Regions from separate parts of the Homo sapiens genome. Here region 1 is linked to region 2. A link is a loop called in an ENCODE intact Hi-C map of the cell type or tissue named here. Cell type or tissue: CD4-positive, alpha-beta T cell. All regions are shown on one strand. Each heading gives the region's core, and the rest is flanking DNA. Links, peaks and the distances in the headings are about the cores only.

Region 1 (9,085 bases), core at 720-8,719, 490 kb before region 2:
AACAAAGTCCTTCCAGAATATGTGGTCTGGCCTGCATTTTGGCATTGTCCACTATGATACTTCAGCTGTGTTACATGTTCAAGAATGGAAAGGAGGCCAGGCGCCATGGCTCATGCCTGTAATTCCAGTACTTTGGGAGGCTGAGATGGGCTGATCACTTGAGGCCAAGAGTTCGAGACCAGCCTGGCCAACATGGTGAAACCTTGTCTCTACTAAAAATACAAAAATTAGCCAGGCATGATGATGCACACCTGTAGTCCCATCTTCTCGGGAGGCTGAGGCAGGAGAATCAGGAAGAATGAGGGAGAATCAGGAAGAATGAGGAAGAATCTGGAAGAATGAGGCAGGAGAAGCAGGGAGTCTAGGGTCCCTAGACTCCCGGCGGAGGTTGCAGTGAGCCAAGATCGTGCCACTGCACTCCAGCCTGGGCGACAGAATGAGTGAGACTCCATCTCAAAAACAAACAGGCCAGGCTCGGTGGCTCATGCCTGTAATCCTAGAACTTTGGGAGGCCGAGGTGGGCGCATTGCCTGAGGTCAGGAGTTCGAGACCAGCCTGGGCCACATGGCAAAACCCCGTCTCTACTAAAAAAACAAAAAAACAAAACAAAACAAAAAAGGCTGGGCATGGTGGCGAATGCCTATAATCTCAGTTACTCGGGAGGCTGAGGCAGGAGAATTGCTTGAATCTGGGAGGCGGAGGTTGCAGTGAGCCGAGACTGAGCCACTGCACTCTGGCCTGGGTGACAGAGCAAGACTCTGCCTCCAAACAAACAAACAAACAAAAGAATGAACAGGAGAGATTCGAGTTGGAGTGGAGGTGAAACATGAGCACCGTCTTCAAATATTTGAGGGGCTATTGCATGGAGAAGGCTCTAGACCTTTTTTGTATAACTACCTCTAAAAGGAAAACTAGGGTGGTCAGGGGGAGACATATTAGAGAGGCCATTTTTTCAATTTAAGGAAATCACTCTCGCTATGATGGTGTGGCTGCCTTGAGAGGTAGAAAGGTCTTGGCTGCTGGAGGTGTTCACAACGAAGCTGCCTTCAGTGGCAGAGGTTCCCCAGATAACCTCGTTCTCTGGGCTCCAAAGTTGGATGGTGCTCGTCAAGCATTCTGATTGCAAAGAGCCCGCTGGTATTCCTCTGTACCCTCCACATGGCTGAATGTAGAGCAGGTATCCAACATCGACTTACAGCGTTGACCTTCAGAGCAGCAGTTTCGCCTTGCTGATTCTCAGACCTCCAGGAAAAGCACTTGTTTTCTGACAAATTTCTCCAGTGCACCCATGCACTGTCTTGCCTCTGAGAATCCCTTTCCACCTCCACTTTCCTGTCTCACTCCGATTCATTCTTCAGGCCTCTGCTTAAATTCACTTCCACCAGGAAGCTTCCCCTGTGTGAGCTGCTCCCTTGGTTGGGTTGGGAACACCAGCTCTGTGTTCCCATCTCCTAGTATGCATTGCATGGTGCTTTCCCATTCCCCATGGCACTGACTACAGGGACAAGGCCTGGAGCTCGCTCTCCTGGGTATCTCAGTGTCTAGTAGGAGCTGGCACAGAGCAGGTACTTCGTAAGATTTGCTGAATGAATGAGTGTGCCGGAGAAAGCTGGCCAGGGCTTTAAGACTGTAGGGAACATCCCCAAGCTATAGAAAAAGCACATTTTACAATGAACTACTCGGGAATGTGATCTGCTCCTGTCCCTTCTCTCAACACCCAGGAATAACAGAAGCACAACATCAAAAGGCAGTGGGCTGTTTCCCGGAAGTCTTCAGGGAGTGTGGAGTGCTGTCTCCGTGGTTGATGACTCTGCAGGGGCAGGTCCTAGAGGGGTTCCTGCTCATTCCTGGAGAGCAGGAGCAAGGAACGAAGCCTGAGAGCCCATCTGACTCCAAGGCCTGGGCTGTGTCAATCAGGGACATTGAGTACATGGCCCAGGTCCGGAGTCTGGGTCTGGTCACAACCTTGCACCTGACTTCAGGTGACTATGAATAGTTCTTGTCCCCTCTTGAGGTCTCAGTTTCTCTGTCTGTAAAGGAGTCTTGGTCTAGAAGTCTCCTAAGGGCCTCTGCAGCTTGCATGGCCTCTGCTTCCATGTCACTTTGGGGTTGGAAACCTCCCCTGACATCCCAGAATTCCCTTCATGACCAATGTCATTCACACAAACATAAAGTCATTGTAGAATTTCCTGACTCTACTTATAATTTCAGCTCTCTCTTGGGAGTTTGAAGTTCCAGAAGCTTATTACATGCCTATAAGGCATGTATAAGGCCATGCTTCTTCATAAAAACATTAAGAAGATCATGCATTTCCAGCCAGGATGGGGGAGCACTTTCATAGGCCCCCACAGGAGCCAAGGGAAGTGAATGGAACATGGGCTTTGAGTAGACAGACCCGGTCTGAATTCTAGCTCTGCCACTTCCCTGCTGTGTGAGGGTCCCTTAGCCTCTCGTCCTCAGCTTCCTCATCTAGAAATGGAAATAAGTCTCTACTCCTCAGTGTTGCTGGGTTGCTGTCTCTGGACCGTTTCTGAGAAGGAGGTCTCACGCAGCAAGCATCCTCTGTTACAAAATGAGGAACCCAAGGACCAATGAGTTCCCTTAAAAACCTTTGCAGGCCGGGCGCAGTGGCTCACGCCTGTAATCCCAGCACTTTGGGAGGCAGAGGCGGGCGAATCACGAGGTCAAGAGATGAAGACCATCCTGGCCAACATGGTGAAACCGCTTCTCTACTAAAAATACACTGGGCGTGGTGGTGCACACCTGTAGTCCCAGCTACTCAGGCAGGAGGATAGCTTGAACCCGGGAGACAGAGGTTGCAGTGAGCCAAGATTGCATGCCACTGCACTTCAGCCTGGGGACAGAGGGAGACTGTGCCTTAAAAAAAAAAAAAAAGAAAGAAAGAAAAGAAAAAAGAAAAAAAAACCTAGACTGCTGGTGTGCAGGTGTGGGGATGGAGGGAGGTGGGCATGAGGGCAATGATAACATTCCCTTAGAAGTTTGAGTCTGGGTGTGGTGGCTCACGCCTGTAATCCCAGCACTTTGGGAGGCCAAGGTGGGCGGATCACCTGAGGTCAGGAGTTCAAGACCAGTCTGGCCAACATGGCAAAAACTCATCTGTACTAAAAATACAAAAATTAGCCGGGCGTGGTGGCAGTCACCTGTAATCCCAGCTACTTGGGCAGCTGAGGCAGGACAATCATTTGAACAGGGAGGCGGAGGTTGCAGAGAGCCAAGATTGTACCACTGTACTCCAGCCTGGATGACAGAGCAATACTCCGTCTCGGGAAAAAAAAAAGAAGTTTGAGTTGGCCATCATTTCTGAGGCCCGATTCCAGGGCTGGAGAAAGTAACGGCATTGCATCCTGCAGGTTAGGCGTCCAGGCTGGGTTAGAGTTACTTAGAAGCAGGGGCTTTCATGAAAGGGCCTGGAGCTCAGAGATGGGAGTGTGGGGGCTCCAGGCTCCTACTGGACTCTGGCTTCCCAGATGGTCCACTAAGCACCTGGAGAAACAGACTCAGAGTGGGGTGGGATATGTCCCACCCTGGAGGCACCGCCCTCCTAGAGAGGGGCCTCTCGCCATATGCTGATGGTTTTGTCCACCAGGACAGGGCACTCCTCGTGACCTTATCCTCTTCATCCACTTAAATAAGCAGTTGGGGGAAATAAAAAGACTCAGCTTATATAAAGCCATCACACCTCCATGTCATGTATCGTCACACGCCAAGGGTGGGGCTCCCAGGGCTGGAACCGGTCCTGGTGTCAACCAGTATCTCTTGAGGAACTGACTCATGGAGCTGACTCACGCATTTAGATATAACTTCTAGTCTGTTTTCTAGAAAAAACACCCCCAACCCTCATTACTTCAGCCCCACTTTATGCACACAGGAATGAGCTCAGGGAAGATGCGCAGGCAGCCATTGATCAAAACCTAAATCACATGGGAAACAATCAATTACAGAATAATAAGTCCCAGACCAAGTGTTAAGGTCCTGTTCTGTCTCCCGCGTACTCCCTCCAACATCACTATGCTCGCTGAGCAGCACCAGTGCCCCCTCAGAGCAGATGCTGGGCGAGGGAGGACGGGCACCGACGGGCAACGGGAATTTGGGATCAGGATGGTATCATCGCATGCGAGAGCTCCTGCAACCTTATATGTAAGTCAGTCACAGCCGTCCACTTACTGACTCCAATTCATACGCCAATTCACTCACTTATTCTTTCATTCACTTACTCAATCCCAAGCTTCCACTCTGTGCCAGGTGCTGGTGCCAAGAGGAAAAGCAACCCCTTTCCTAAAGGAAGTTTTCAGGGCGTCCATTACCCCAGCCCTCCCCTCTCCAGGTTCCCTGAGCTCGGTTCGGGTAAGACCGCGCCCAGCCGCCCTGACATACCACCACCGTCCAGGAGGTGGCAGCAGACAGGTTCGGAGAAGCTCAAGGGCGGCGACCCAGCAGTAGGAGGAGGAGGAGGGCGGGCGGGTCACCTGGAGAGGACGTCCTTCCCTGTTTCCTGGAAAGGACCAGATACCCGAAGCTGGCCACAAGCGGGCATGGTGGCGGGTGTCTGTAATCCCATCTACTCGGGAGGCTGAGGCAGGAGAAGCGTTTGAACCCGGGAGGTGGATTCACTGTCTCCTTGTCTTTGTGAATTAGCAAGGACATTTGGTTACAAGTAATAGAAGGCCCTGGCTTAAATGCTGGGGTGGGGGAGGAAACATAATTTCTCACTCCTTCATAGTAGAGACAGATCGCCCTGTAACAAAAGACAGATTACCAAGAGAAAAGCAAGCAAGTCTGTAATACGTGCAGCACACATCACGAGGGAGAAACCTCAAAAGAAAGGTGATGGTGCAGTGGCTTATGACTCTGGCTTAGAGAGCATCTTCAACAAAGAACAATAAATTTTATCCTGACAAAACGCTGTCAGGAATAACGCTCAAAATCCTAAGGAAATTGAACACTCGAACAAAGGATTCTTAGCAAAGTAATTTTACTTCTGCGCAGACGGGTGCCTCCTTGGCCAGTCGCCATGAGAGCACACCTGAACAAAGGGCAAGAGAGCCTTTAATTCTGACGCAAATCCTGCCCCTGTACTCTTTCCCCATTGGCCGGGGTCCGGTCGTACAATCTAAACGAATCCCGGTTGGCTAAACATTTGAATTTTTTTACATAAGGTGGGCACGTAAAAGAAATTGGAGAGGGCGGGGAAGGGGTGTCTGTCATGAGCTAGAAAGTTAGTCTTCTTTCCAAATAAGGAAAGGAATGTGAGCTGGTACTGATAACCCCTGGTACTGTGGTGTGCCTGGGCATCTAACAAAGGCAAAAAGGAGAAAAAGGGGTACTATGAATTAAAGAATAAAAGATGGATCAGATTATTTGAAGAGAAACCTCATCATATCCCACAACGGGAACAGGAAAAAAAAAACACACAATACATTTTAGAGAAGTGGCAAGACAAAGGAAAGCAGGTTTAGGCTCCCAAAGGAGGGACCTCTGAGAAGGTAAGTGCATGGGAGTAAACTGATGGCATAAGGTTTGTAAAAGTTGTCTCCAGTAAAGAATTTATAACCTGCCTTTCGGCGGAAAGAGGGGAGCTCTTCCTCTGTTTGCTGCTTTTTAACTACCTTAGCTAAAAAATATTCAAAATTATCGTGTCAAAGAGGCATATTTGGGGGTAACACATTCTGGTTTCTTTCATGGACTTGTATGTAGGTTGCAAGGGGCCGGGCATGATGCCTCATGTCTGTAATCCCAGCACTTTGGGAGGGGAGTGACCAGGTTGGCCAACATGGCGAAAACCTGTCTCTACTAAAAATACAAAAACTAGCTGGGCACAGTGGCTCACTCCTGTAATCCTAGCACTTTCAAAGGCCGAGGCAGGTGGATCACTTGAGGCCGGGAGTTCGAGACCAGCCTGGGCAACATGACGAAACCCTGTCTCTACTGAAAAAAAAAACAACAAAAAACCAACATGGCAAAACTCCGTCTCTACTAAAAATACAAAAATTAGCTGGGCATGGTGGCGAGCATCTGTAATTCCAGCTACTCAGGAGGCTGCGGCAGGAGAATTGCTTGAACCCGGGAGGAGGAGGTTGCAGTGAGCAAAGATCACGCCATTGCACTACAGCCTGGAGACACAGCGAGACTCCATCTCAAAAAAAACAAAACAAAACAAAACAACAACAAAAAACAAACAAAACAAAACAAAAAACCAAACCAAAATTAGCAGAATGTGATGGTGCACAGCTGTAATCCCAGCTTCTTGGGTGGCTGAGGCACAAGAATCACTTGAACCTGGGGGGTGGAGGTTGCAGTGAGCTGAGATGCTGAGATCACGCCACTGCACTCTAGCCTGGGTGACAGAGAGAGACTCTGTCTATCTAGAAAAAAATATTTTTAAAAGTGGGATGAAGTCGAGGCTGGGGTGCAGCTGCACCTGGGGGAAGGGACCAGAAGCAGGGGTTGCCGTTTCTTGTCTCGGCAGCCCACGTGGCAGTGGCTGCTTTCTTGTCTTGTCTGCAGACTGTTCCTCAGACTGGGAAATGTGGCCATGGCAGATTGGAAGGTACCTGCTCCAGGCCCAGCCAGCCAGGGAGACTACTGAATTCCAGGGAGAGGGACTTGTCAGATCAGCTAGGCTTGGGTCTAGCGCCTGCCCTGGCACCAATAAGAGGTGACAACTGCGGGCACAGTGCTAAGACAGTCACCAGGTGGCCTTGAGAGAGTTGTTGGAAACTGGGAGACCCTTGCTAATGGAGAGCTGCTGGAATGAGTTTGGCAATGCAAAGCTAGGCGCACAGGTGCTGTTCCATATCCTTCCATGGACCATAGTTGCAGCTGGGTGAGCTGTCAGCTCCAGCCTCACTACAACAAGGGATATTGGCTGGGGACCCTGCCCTCAGCCCCATGGCACTCCCCTTTCTTGTGCACTCAGCTTGGTGGATTCCAACTGCAAGTACCTGCAACTCTGCCTCAGGGAACGGCCTCCACACTGGACTGATGGGAGGGAGTAGCTAGACTCCCTGGCTCCTGCCCCTGGCAGTGGGACCAAATCTGAATTGCATCCTACATTGACTTCCAGAGCTCTCCAGGGGCACTGAGGTCCAGCTGCCCACAGCAGGGACCTGTTGATGACACACTTTGCCTGGCTGCCCTCCTCCCCTACCCTCCTCCCCATCTTGCCTCCACACTCCCCTCCTCCCCTACCCTCCGCCCCATCTTGCCTCCACACTCCCCTCCTGGCGTTACCTGGATCACTGCACTGCTTTCTACCTTTCTACCTTTTCTCTGGGTTTGCTTCTGGGGACCCGACTCAAGACCCTTGTAGTCTTTTTTTTTTTTTTTTCTGAGACTGAGTCTGGCTCTGTTGCCCAGGGTGGAGTGCAGTGGTGTGATCTTGGCTCACTGCAAGCTCCACCTCCCGGGTTCATGCCATTCTCCTGCTTCAGCCTCCCAAGTAGCTGGGACTACAGTCGCCCGCCACCACCCTCGGCTAATTTTTTGTATTTTTAGTAGAGACAGGGTTTCACCATGTTAGCCAGGACGGTCTCGATCTCCTGACCTCGTGATCTGCCCGCCTCGGCCTCCCAAAGTGCTGGGATTACAGGTATCAGCCACCCTGCCTGGCTGACCCTTGTAGCCTTAACAGCTAGGTTTCCCAGAGGAGAGGTGAGGAGCCTTTGAAAAATAAGAGCATAGGCCAGAAACGGTCACTCACACCTATAATCCCAACCAACACTTTGGGAGGCCGAGGCGGGAAGGATTGCTTGAGCCCAGGAGTTTGAGACCAGCCTGGGCAACATAGGAGATTCCATCTCTACAAAAACAAAAAAATTAACCAGGCCTGGTGGGGCATGCGTGCATGACAGAGTGAGATCCTGTCTCAAAAAAAAAAAGATAAGAGCATACGCTTTTCCATTCAATTGTACCTTTTTTCTTTAAAAATAGAGCTCTTTATTTAAACAGTTTAGGGTAATACCAACAAGCAGTAGGATATCGTTTAAATATGACATAAACATAGAAAAAATAGAAATAAATACAAATACATAAGAACAACATATACCGTTAGTAGTCTAAAGGGATACATGTTGCTTTCACCTAAGGCACTAACACTTTTCACGGGATATGCTTCCAGCGCAGGCCCAGCCCACACCGCGCAGTTCCCACCTGCTGTGCACGTGAAAGGGCTTTGTAAACAGTTAAGTGCTGACCACACAAGGCAAATTATTATACTGATTATCATGCCCTTTCCAAATGCTTCTCCTGGCTTTTTGTGAATGACTTAATGACGATAAAGGAGATGGAGTTTAGAGTTACTGGAAAACTTAAGCTATGTCAGAAATTAAACTCTGGAAAAAATTCTTTAAAAAAATAGTAAGGTTTGGCTGGGCGCGGTGGCTCACGCCTGTAATCCCAGCACTTTGGGAGGCCGAGGCGGGCGGATCACCTGAGGTCAGGAGTTCGAGACCAGCCTGGCCAACATGGTGAAACCCCGTCTCTACTAAAAATACAAAAAAATTAGCCAGGTGTGGTGGCGGGTGCCTGTAATCCCAGCTACTTGGGAGGCTGAGGCAGGAGAATCACTTGAACCCGGGAGGTGGAGGTTGCAGTGAGCCGAGATTGTACCACTGCACTCCAGCCTAGGCAAAAAGAACAAAACTCCGACTCAAAAAAACAAAACAAAACAAAAATGGTAAGGTTTAAGAATAGAAACGGAGTGGTTATTTCATACAAGTCTAAGATGATGCTGATGATAGCTTTTACTTTTTTGAAGTTACCTCCACGAAGCAGCTCGGCTGGTGCCAGAGAGAACATCGGTACAGGTCTGGGAATTTCCCTGGGAGCTGGCCCCAAGCCACAGCCCTCCCCAGCTCCGTAGTTTGTTTGTTCTTCCTCTCCTGGGCTCAATCATCTGGACAAGCCTCACTGCAGGGAAAACCCCTGGGGAGACACAGGTGTGTGTCGTATGTGTGTATGCATGTGTGTGTGTGTGCCCCAGCAGCGGTGAAGGCCTCCTGACCCTTAGAAATCCTGGCTGTGACCTTCATATTTTACTGACATGGACAAGGGGTCAGAGGTTGGC
Region 2 (9,085 bases), core at 511-8,510:
GAAGCTCCTCACTCTCTTTCCAGCTGCTGCCTGAGACTTAGCAGAATGGAAGAATAACAGGCATTCCTGTTGTGGAAGCCAGTGTTATGGAGCTATGAAAGCTTAGCCTTCTGGCCGGGCGCGGTGGCTCACGCCTGTAATCCCAGCACTTTGGGAGGCCGAGGCGGGTGGATCATGAGGTCAGGAGATCGAGACCATCCTGGCTAACAAGGTGAAACCCCGTCTCTACTAAAAATACAAAAAAAATTAGCCGGGCGCGGTGGCGGGCGCCTGTAGTCCCAGCTACTCGGGAGGCTGAGGCAGGAGAATGGCGTGAACCCGGGAAGCGGAGCTTGCAGTGAGCCGAGATTGCGCCACTGCAGTCCGCAGTCCCGCCTGGGCGACAGAGCGAGACTCCGTCTCAAAAAAAAAAAAAAAAAAAAAAAAAAAAGAAAGCTTAGCCTTCTTCTTTTCTGTAGTTGGGAGCTTCCTTTCTGTGAATAGTTTCCATAGGGGTGGTGTTGTTCACATCCTTGCTATATGCATATTGGCTATATGCATATTAGTGAATATGTTGATTCTAGATATGATTGCTGCACATCCTGGTTCTACCACCCCCCCTTATCTGGTTGTAGGTTTGACATATAAGCAAATAGCCGCAATTTGTCCACTTGATAAGGGGTGATGACCCTCCCTGCAATGTAAGCAACCCTCATGGGCTGGAACTTGGACTTCAATAATTCATGGACTCATAGACTTCATCTTCATACCTATCCAGCCTAAGGGTCTTTATCTATTGCCCATGGGTAACTGGACTACAATTCTCCAGGGTCAAAAGAGAAGTCTTGTTTATCATATATGCTGAATGGTCTCTAGCCAGCCCTACATTTACAAGACAATGTGTTAAGGACCCTGCCTAGCTAGGGAATTTGGGTGTGGGAGGTAAAGAGAAAAAAGAAAGGCCACTTAGAGCAACAAGAGCTATTGATTATTTTTAAATGAAGTCAAGGATGATTTTTAATCACTGACCACTATGACCCCTGCTGTCCAAGTGTTGCTGGGCCTGAAGGTGAAGAAAATTGGCACAGGCCTCACTGGCTTTCCCTTCCTCTCACCTTGTGGATTTGGGAACCAGCTGGGAGGCAGTCACTGGCCAGATGAAGAAAGGCTTGTTTGCTCATTCACCAGAAAGATAAGATCTGTCTATATTCCCTCCTCCAGCCATTTGCTTTAACACCTACATGAATGTCAAGCAACTGGTAATGTGGTCTTAACCCTAAGCAGATGGACCAAACCCTGAAAGTAAGTTCTGTTGTATGTTGCCTGTGTGATTTTACACAACTCACTTTTTCTCACGCCTTACTGTACTCATCTGTAAAACAGGAATAATACCGATGTATTAGCTTGCTAGGGCTGCCATAACAAAGTATCACACACTGGGTGGCTTAAGCAACAGAAGTGTATTTTATCACTGTTCTGGAGGCTGGAAGTCCAAGATCAAGTGTCAGCAGGGTTGTTTTCTTCTGAAGCATCTCTCCTTGGCTTATAGGTGGCCGTCTGCTCCTTATGTCTTAATTTGGTCTTCCCTCTGTGTGTGCGTCTGTATCTTAATTTCCTCTTCTTCTTTATTTATTTATTTATTTTTGAGATAGGTCTTGCTCTGTCACCCAGGCTGGAGTGCAGTGGCACGATCTTGGCTCACTGCAACCTCCGCCTCCTAGGTTCAACAATTCTCCTGCCGCAGCCTCCCAAGTAGCGGGGACGACAGGCACCTGCCACTACGCCCAGCTGATTTTTGTGTTTTTAGTAGAGATGGGGTTTCACCATGTTGGCCAGGCTGGTCTCGAACCCCTGACCTCAAGTGATCCGCTCACCTCGGCCTCCCAAAGTGCTGGGATTACAGGCATGAGTCACTGTGCCCAGCCAATTTCCCCTTCTTATAAGGACTCCAATTATATTGGATAAGGACCCACCTAATGGTCTCATTCTAACTTAATTACCTTTTTAAGGACGCTATCTCCAAATACAGTCACATTCCAAGGTACTGGAGGTTAGGACCTCAATATGAATTTGGAGATGGTGAAGGGACAGGGCAGGGGTTGAGAGGGGGAGACAATTCGGCCAGGGGTTGGGAGGGGGAGACAATTCAGCCTGTAACAATCTGCTAGATATTATTGTGAAGACTGAATTAGCTAAAGTGTTTAAAGCATTAACACAAAGCCTGACATAATATGACCCCCCCAAAATGGTAATTATTATTATGAAATCCCATATAAAAGAAAAGTACTGCCATCTAAATACAGAGAGAACATAGACAGGTACAGGGAATTCCAACCATGGTTCTTCATTTCCCATCTGATGGGTGCTGCTCTTATTCTTCCAGCTCTTGTTTTAAAAATATGCAAACATGGGCTGGGCGCGGTTGCTCACACCTGTAATCCCAGCACTTTGGGAGGCCGAGATGGGCAGATCACGAGGTCGAGAGATGAGACTATCCTGGCCAACATGGTGAAACCCCGTCTCTACTAAAAATAACAAAAATTAGCCAGCCGTGGTGGTGTGCCTGTAGTCCCAGCTACTTGGGAGGCTGAGGCAGGAGAATTGCTTGAACCTGGGAGGCAGAGGTTGCAGTGAGCCGAGATCGTGCCACTGCACTCCAGCCTGGCGACAGAGCAAGACTCCACCTAAAATATATATATATGCAAACATGGCCGGGCACAGTGGCTCACGTCTGTAATCTCGGCAGTTTGGGAGGCTGAGGCGGGCGGATCACTTAAGGTCAAAAGTTCGAGATCAGCCTAGCAAACATGGTAAAACTCCATCTCTACTAAAAATACAAAAATTAGCCAAGTGTGTTGGCACATGCCTGTAATCCCAACTACTTAGGAGGCTGAAGTCAGAGAATTGCTTGAACCCGGGAGCCGGAGGTTGCAGTGAGCCGAGATCATGCCACTGCACTCCAGCCTGGGCAACAGAGTGAGACTCCATCTAAAAAAAAAAAAGAAAAGAAAAAAAATGCAGCCAGGCACGGTGGCTTACGTCTGTAATCCCAGCACTTTGGGAGGCCAAGACGGGAATATCACTTGAGGTCAGGAGTTCAAGACCAGCCTGGCCAACATGGTGAAACCCCATCTCTAATAAAAATACAAAAATTAGCCTGGCATAATGCCGCATGCCTGTAATCCCAGCTTTGCTCGGGAGGCTGTGGCAGGAGAATTGCTTGAACCCGGGAGGCGGAGGTTGCAGTGAGCTGATATCGCACCACTGCACTCCAGCCTGTGTGACAGAGCGAGACTCTGTCTCCAAAAAAAAAAAAAAAAAGCAAACATAATACTTGAATATAACATCTGTGGAGGTCTTTCCATGGGATGACAAGCAAAGATGTTACGTTTTTCTCTGATGCCTGTTGCTGTTATTCTTCTGGTAATATTATGAACTCTCCAAGGACTAACTTACACTTCCTTTGTGCCCCTTACTATCTAAGAACACCATGCTAAGCATATAGGAAGGGCTCAGTAAAAAACAACCAATCAAACTACATGCTCTTGTGATAGTTGAGTTAGTCTTGGAACAAGTCCTGCCCGATTAGAGGCACATTATACTGAGAGAGTAGAACGCCATCTAGTGACTCTTGTTATCAGACTAGAAAACTGTGAGATTCAGGAAATCTCAGATTGCTACTTCCATGTCTCATCTATTTGATATCTGTATATGCAAACCCAACTAGAAATCTTATAGTTTGGCAGCTTTATATATTAATGATAAATTCAACTAAGCTTTTATTTCTCTTGCCAAGAGACTTCTGGCCTTCATATAGTTAACCTCAGTGAATCTGATTATTTATAGAATGGAGAAGCAACAAATAAAAGTGTCATGCAATTATTGACCATGGAATAAATATACAGAAGACCAAGAGAAATTCAGAAATCATAAAGCATCGATATTGCACTCCAGCCTGGGCAACAAGAATGAAACATCATCTCAAAAAAACAAAAGTTTACTCTTTTATCTCAAAAGTTTATTGTACGATGTAAATCTTCAGCTTTGGCAAAATACTATTTTAAACACTCAACCATTCTGTATTTTGGCCAAGATGCATTTTTGTTGCACGTCTACTTAGAACATATTATTTGCCAAATTCTGGTTTGGGTACTGAGAAAAAAGAGATGAGAGAGACAAAGTCCTTGTCTCCAAACAGTTCCTCTTACATAGGGAAGAGAGTAGAGATATGTGTGTGTGTGTGTGTGTGTGTGTGTGTGTGTGTGTGTGTGTGTGTGTGTATGATTAGAATATAGTGGAAAATATGCTATGAGACCATATGTGAAAAATTGAATCCTGTTTTGGAAGGTCTAGACCCAGGGTTTTTGGGAGGCTCAGCAACTCCCTAAAAGATAATCAGATGATAAATACTGAGCCCTACTAAGCAGAAATGCTTCCTGGAAGAGGTCATATCTAAACTAAATCCTAAAGGAAGAATCAGAGCTGGCCAGTTAAAGGGTTAAAGGGTAGAAAGGCAAAGTGGGGAGGGCAAAGGAAGGGCTGGGAAGGAACAGTGGTTTCAGACCAAGGGAACAGAATATGTGCAAAGATCTGAGGGGAGAAAGAGAGAAAGAATACATCCATTCTAGATCTGGAAGTATACAAGCTGCTACACTGAAATAGTTTCAACTTACACACTTACTGTGGTAGCCAGCCTCCAAGATGACCCCCGATGACCCTCCCCCTGCTACAGAAGGACATAATATTGATGTCCTTCTGTAGTCCCTTCCAACACTTAATGGGGGTAACCTGTGTAACCAATAGGATATTATGAAAACTATTGTGCATGACTTCTGAGGTTATGGTACAAAAGACATTGTGGCTTCTGTCTTGCTCTCTTTTGGATCATTTGCTGCCATGTCATGGAAACCAAAGATGCCCTATCATTGTGGGATGGAACTGAGGCCTCTAGCCAATAGCTATATAAGTGAGTCTTCTTGGAAATATATTTTCCAGCCCCAGTTGACTGTAACCTTGACTATATACTCTTGAGAAACCCTGAGCCAGTATCACCCAACTTAGCCTCCCCAGATTCCTGATGCATAGCAACAATGAGAGATAACAAATGTTTATTGTTCTAAGTTGCTAAATGTGGGGAGTAATTTGTTATGCGGCAATAGATAATATACTCACTAATGTGCTCAAAAATATCTCCTGGAGCAAATGCATCTGTTTCTATTCTTCAGTCATTTTCATCTGAGCTATTGGTTGGATTCCACAGCTTCCTTGGTAAATTTAAGCTTATACATTTTTTACACATTTTTGAAGTACTTTAGGAAGACTGTTAATCCTGTTGTATCCAGGAAACACAAAAGCAGAAGTGGAAGGAAGAGGCAAACGATGGAAACAAAAGTGAAGATGATAACAAAAATAAGAAAAGTATAAAACCTGCCCCAGCCTATGGAATAAATGTTCGGTAGGAGGGATTCTGAAGAACACAGGGAACAAGCAACAGGTGAAACTCCTAAACCATCAACATCAATCACCAAGCAATGAGGAAAAGCTGTTGATGAAATGGAAAAATCTGAGTCTGTGCCTTGACGATCGGCACCAAGGTTGGATGCCTATTAGCTTTCTGAGGCTCAGAGTTTGAGGATTCAAAGAGCAGACCCAGCAAAAGAGCCATGGTAGGTTCACTAGGAGTGGCTTCTCGGCATTAAGACCTATTTTGGTTGTTTGTTTTTTTGTTTTTGTTTTTTGAGACAGGGTCTCAATCTGTCGCCCAGACTGGAGTACAGTGTCGCGATCTTGGCTCACCGTAACCTCCCACTTCCAGGCTCTAGAGATTCTCCCGCCTCAGCCTCCCAAGTAGCTGGGATTACAGGCGTGTGCCACCACTGCCCGACTAATTTTTGTATTTTTTAGTACAGACGGGGTTTCACCATGTTGGCCAGGCTGGTCTTGAACTCCTGACCTCAAATGATCCACCCGCCCCAGCCTCCCAAAGTGCTGGGATTACAGGCGTGAGCCACCGTGCCCAGCCAACACCTATTTTGATCTGCCCAGCATCAAAGTGAGCAACAGGTGGTGTCTGCAAAAACTTTCACTGCCAAGTAGTTATCCACTGCATCTGCAGGGATCATCAGGTAGGCAGCTCATCGGCCTCAGCAGATTTTCCGGTATAGACTCTTACTGATAGAATCAGTGGTTGCAACATTTTAACCAACAGACACTCATTGATAGAAATACTTTTGGAAATTGAGTCTTAGACTCTTTTTTAAAAATAGAGGTGGGGCAGTGGGGTTGGGGGTATCTCACTATGTTGTCCAGGCTGGTCTCAAACCCTTGGCCTGGAGCAATCCTCCCGCCTTGGCCTCCCAAAGTCCTGGGATTACAGGCATGAACCATGATGCCCAGCCTTAGACTCTCATTCATATACTCATTTCGACAAATGTTTATTGAGCTCCAAGGATGGGCAAATCCACACCCACATAGAGCTTTTTTATTTAAAAAAAAAAAAGGAAGAAGATAGTAAACATATAAACAAAATAGATAATAATCCCAGGAAATGTTAAGTGTTATTTAAAAAAAAATAAGGGGCTGGGCACGGTGGCTCATGCCTGTAATCCCAGCACTTTTTGAGAGCCTGAGGCGGGTAGATCACGAGGTCAGGAGATCAAGACCAACCTGGCTAACACGGTGATACCCTGTCTCTACTAAAAATACAAAAAATTAGCCAGGCGTGGTGGTGCATGCCTGTAGTCCCAGCTATTCAAGAGGCTGAGGTAGGAGAATCACTTGAACCTGGGAGGCGGAGGTTGCAGTGAGCCGAGATCGGGCCACTGCACTCCAGCCTGGGAGATGGCAAGACTCTGTCTCAAAAAAAATAAATAAATAAATAAATAAAAAATAGGACTGGGCATAGTGGTGCGTGCTTGTAATCCCAGCATTTTGGGAGGATGAGGCAGGTAGATTGCTTGAGCTCAGGATTTTGAGACCAGCCTGGGCAACACGGTGAAGCTTCATCTCGAAAAGAAAAAAATACAAAAATTAACTAGGCGTGGTGGTGTGAGCCTGTAGTCCCAGCTATTCAGAAGGCTAAGGTGGCAGCATCACTTGAGCCCAGAAAGTGGAGGCTGCAGTGAGCCAAGATCACACCAATGAGCCAAGATCACACCAATGCACTCCAGCCTGGGTGACGCAGTGAGATCCTGTCTCCAAAAAAAAAAAAAAAAGAAAGAAAGAAAAGAAAAATAGGCCAGGCATGGTGGCTCACGACTATAACCCCAGCACTTTCGGAGGCTGAGGTGGAAGGCTCACTTGAGCCCAGGAGTTTATGACCAGCCTGGGCAATACAATAAAGCCCCCGTCTCTAAAAAATAATTTAAAAATTAGCTGGGTGTGGTGGCACACACCTGTAGTCCCAGCTACTCAGGGTGCTGAAGCAGGAAGATTGCTTGAGCTGGGGAAATTAAGGAGGCTGCAATGAGCTGTGATTGCATCACTGCACTCCAGCTTGGGTTACAGAGTGACCCTCTCTCCAAAAGAAAAGAAAGAAAAAGGTAAGACAGAGTGAGGGGATTGAGGGTGTCCTTTTTGGAAGGTTGTTCAGAAAAGGCTTGATGAAGAGGTGCCATTTGAATCATCTCTTAGTCATTTTAGGCTTACCAATATATAGACAAATAAATTGCCATTCGAAATCTAAATCTGTTCATAATCAGACAAGCATCTGTAGTTTATTGTGGCTGCAACTTAGAAGTAACGGATGAGGAGAGGGAGGCATAAGCTATTAAGAGAGGTGAAAAGGCAAGAGTTGGTTGTAGAGTGTGAGGAAGAGAGAAGAATCATGATAGAAAGAAAGGTGGGCTCATTCATTGAGAATGGGAAACCAGAAGGTTGAAGGCAAGTGGATGAAGATGAATTCAGTTTAGGGTATGTTGAGTGTGAGGTGCCTATGGGACATCCAAGTGAATAGGTGAGCAGGAAGTTGAAAATATAGGTCTGGAGCAGGCCTGTGCCTGAGATACACAGGTTTGAAATATGAAAGGTAATCAAAACCGAGAGGTCAGAGAGGGCACCTTTGTTGAGGGAAAAAGTAGTCAATGACAGAACTACCAGAAAAAACAACATTTATAGGATTGACAGCAAACAGACAGAGACAGTGAAGGAAGCCCAAAACAGAATGACTAATCAGAACCATAGAGAATAGTCAGGGAGATGTGGGGTGTTGTGATTTCATAGTTCCCATCTGGTCAAGTGGCTTGTTCTGTGGAGGCCTGTCACTTCCCTGTCTTTGGCCGTCTGACAAAGCCTTCATTCACTGAACAAATGTTTATTGAACCCATGCCATGTGTCACTTTTCTAGTGACACATGAATGAACAAAACAGTAAGCCCTGACTTTAGGGCACTTACATTCTAGTGTGGGGAACAGACAATAAACAAACATTAAAAACAGGTTAAACGGCCGGGCGCAGTGGCTCACACCTGTAATCCCAGCACTTTGGGAGGCCAAGGCAGGTATCCCTTGAGCTCATGAGTTCGAGACCAGCCTGGGCAACATGGCAAAACCCCATCTCTACAAAAAATACAAAAATTAGCTGGGAATGGTAGTGCGGGCCTGTAGTCCCAGCTACTCCAGAGGTTGAGGTGGGAGGATGGCTTAAAGCCAGGAGGCGGAGGCTGCAGTGAGCCAAGATCACGTGACTGCACTCCAGCCTGGGTGACAGAGCCAGGCCTTGCCTCAAAAAAAAAAAAAAAAAAAAAAAACAGGTTAAATGCATATTAGGTGATAAAAGCTATGAAAAAAAAAAAAAGAGTAACGGGCATCAGGATGTAGAGAGGATATCCGAGCAACTTCCAACAAGGCAGTCAGGTTAGGCTTCAGTGAGTGACCATCGAGTAAAAACTTTAAAGTAAAAACTTTGCCCAGGCCGGGCACGGTGGCTCACGCCTATAATCCCAGCACTTTAGGAGGCCAAGGCAGGTGGATCACGAGGTCAGGAGTCCCAGACCAGCCTGGCTAACATGGTGAAACCCCATCTCCACTAAAGATAAAAAAAGTAGCCGGACTTGGTGGCGGGCGTCTGTAATCCCAGCTCCCAATTTGGGAGGCTGAGGCAGGAGAAT

The links. A loop is a pair of places that touch in the nucleus more often than their neighbours do. Peaks named below come from ENCODE experiments on the same cell type or tissue, not always from the same donor. Only the 100,000 strongest peaks of a DNase experiment are listed, where the experiment ranks them.
Region 1: a loop joins it to region 2, with 14 times the contacts of the local background. A loop is called at or near these places in 5 of 110 quality-filtered maps.

The regions. Positions count from the first base shown.
Region 1 is chr1:24,146,236-24,155,320 of GRCh38, forward strand. IFNLR1 (interferon lambda receptor 1) reads right to left here. Exons shown (of 7, transcript NM_170743.4): 7 at 7,933-9,085. LOC124903879 (a long non-coding RNA gene) reads left to right here and starts at 5,199. Exons shown (of 3, transcript XR_007065544.1): 1 at 5,199-5,504; 2 at 8,777-8,957. RefSeq lists enhancers at 6,662-7,259, 7,260-7,857, 7,858-8,455. In CD4-positive, alpha-beta T cell, for the core only: CTCF peaks have their summits at 4,400 (motif pointing right) and 4,599; DNase peaks (open chromatin) are centred at 3,766 and 4,426; H3K4me3 peaks cover 393 bases; H3K27me3 peaks cover 1,148 bases.
Region 2 is chr1:24,631,819-24,640,903 of GRCh38, forward strand. No RefSeq gene overlaps it. Among named protein-coding and RNA genes, the nearest start is that of SRRM1, 6.9 kb to the right of the region's middle. In CD4-positive, alpha-beta T cell, for the core only: a CTCF peak has its summit at 3,608 (motif pointing left); a DNase peak (open chromatin) is centred at 3,583.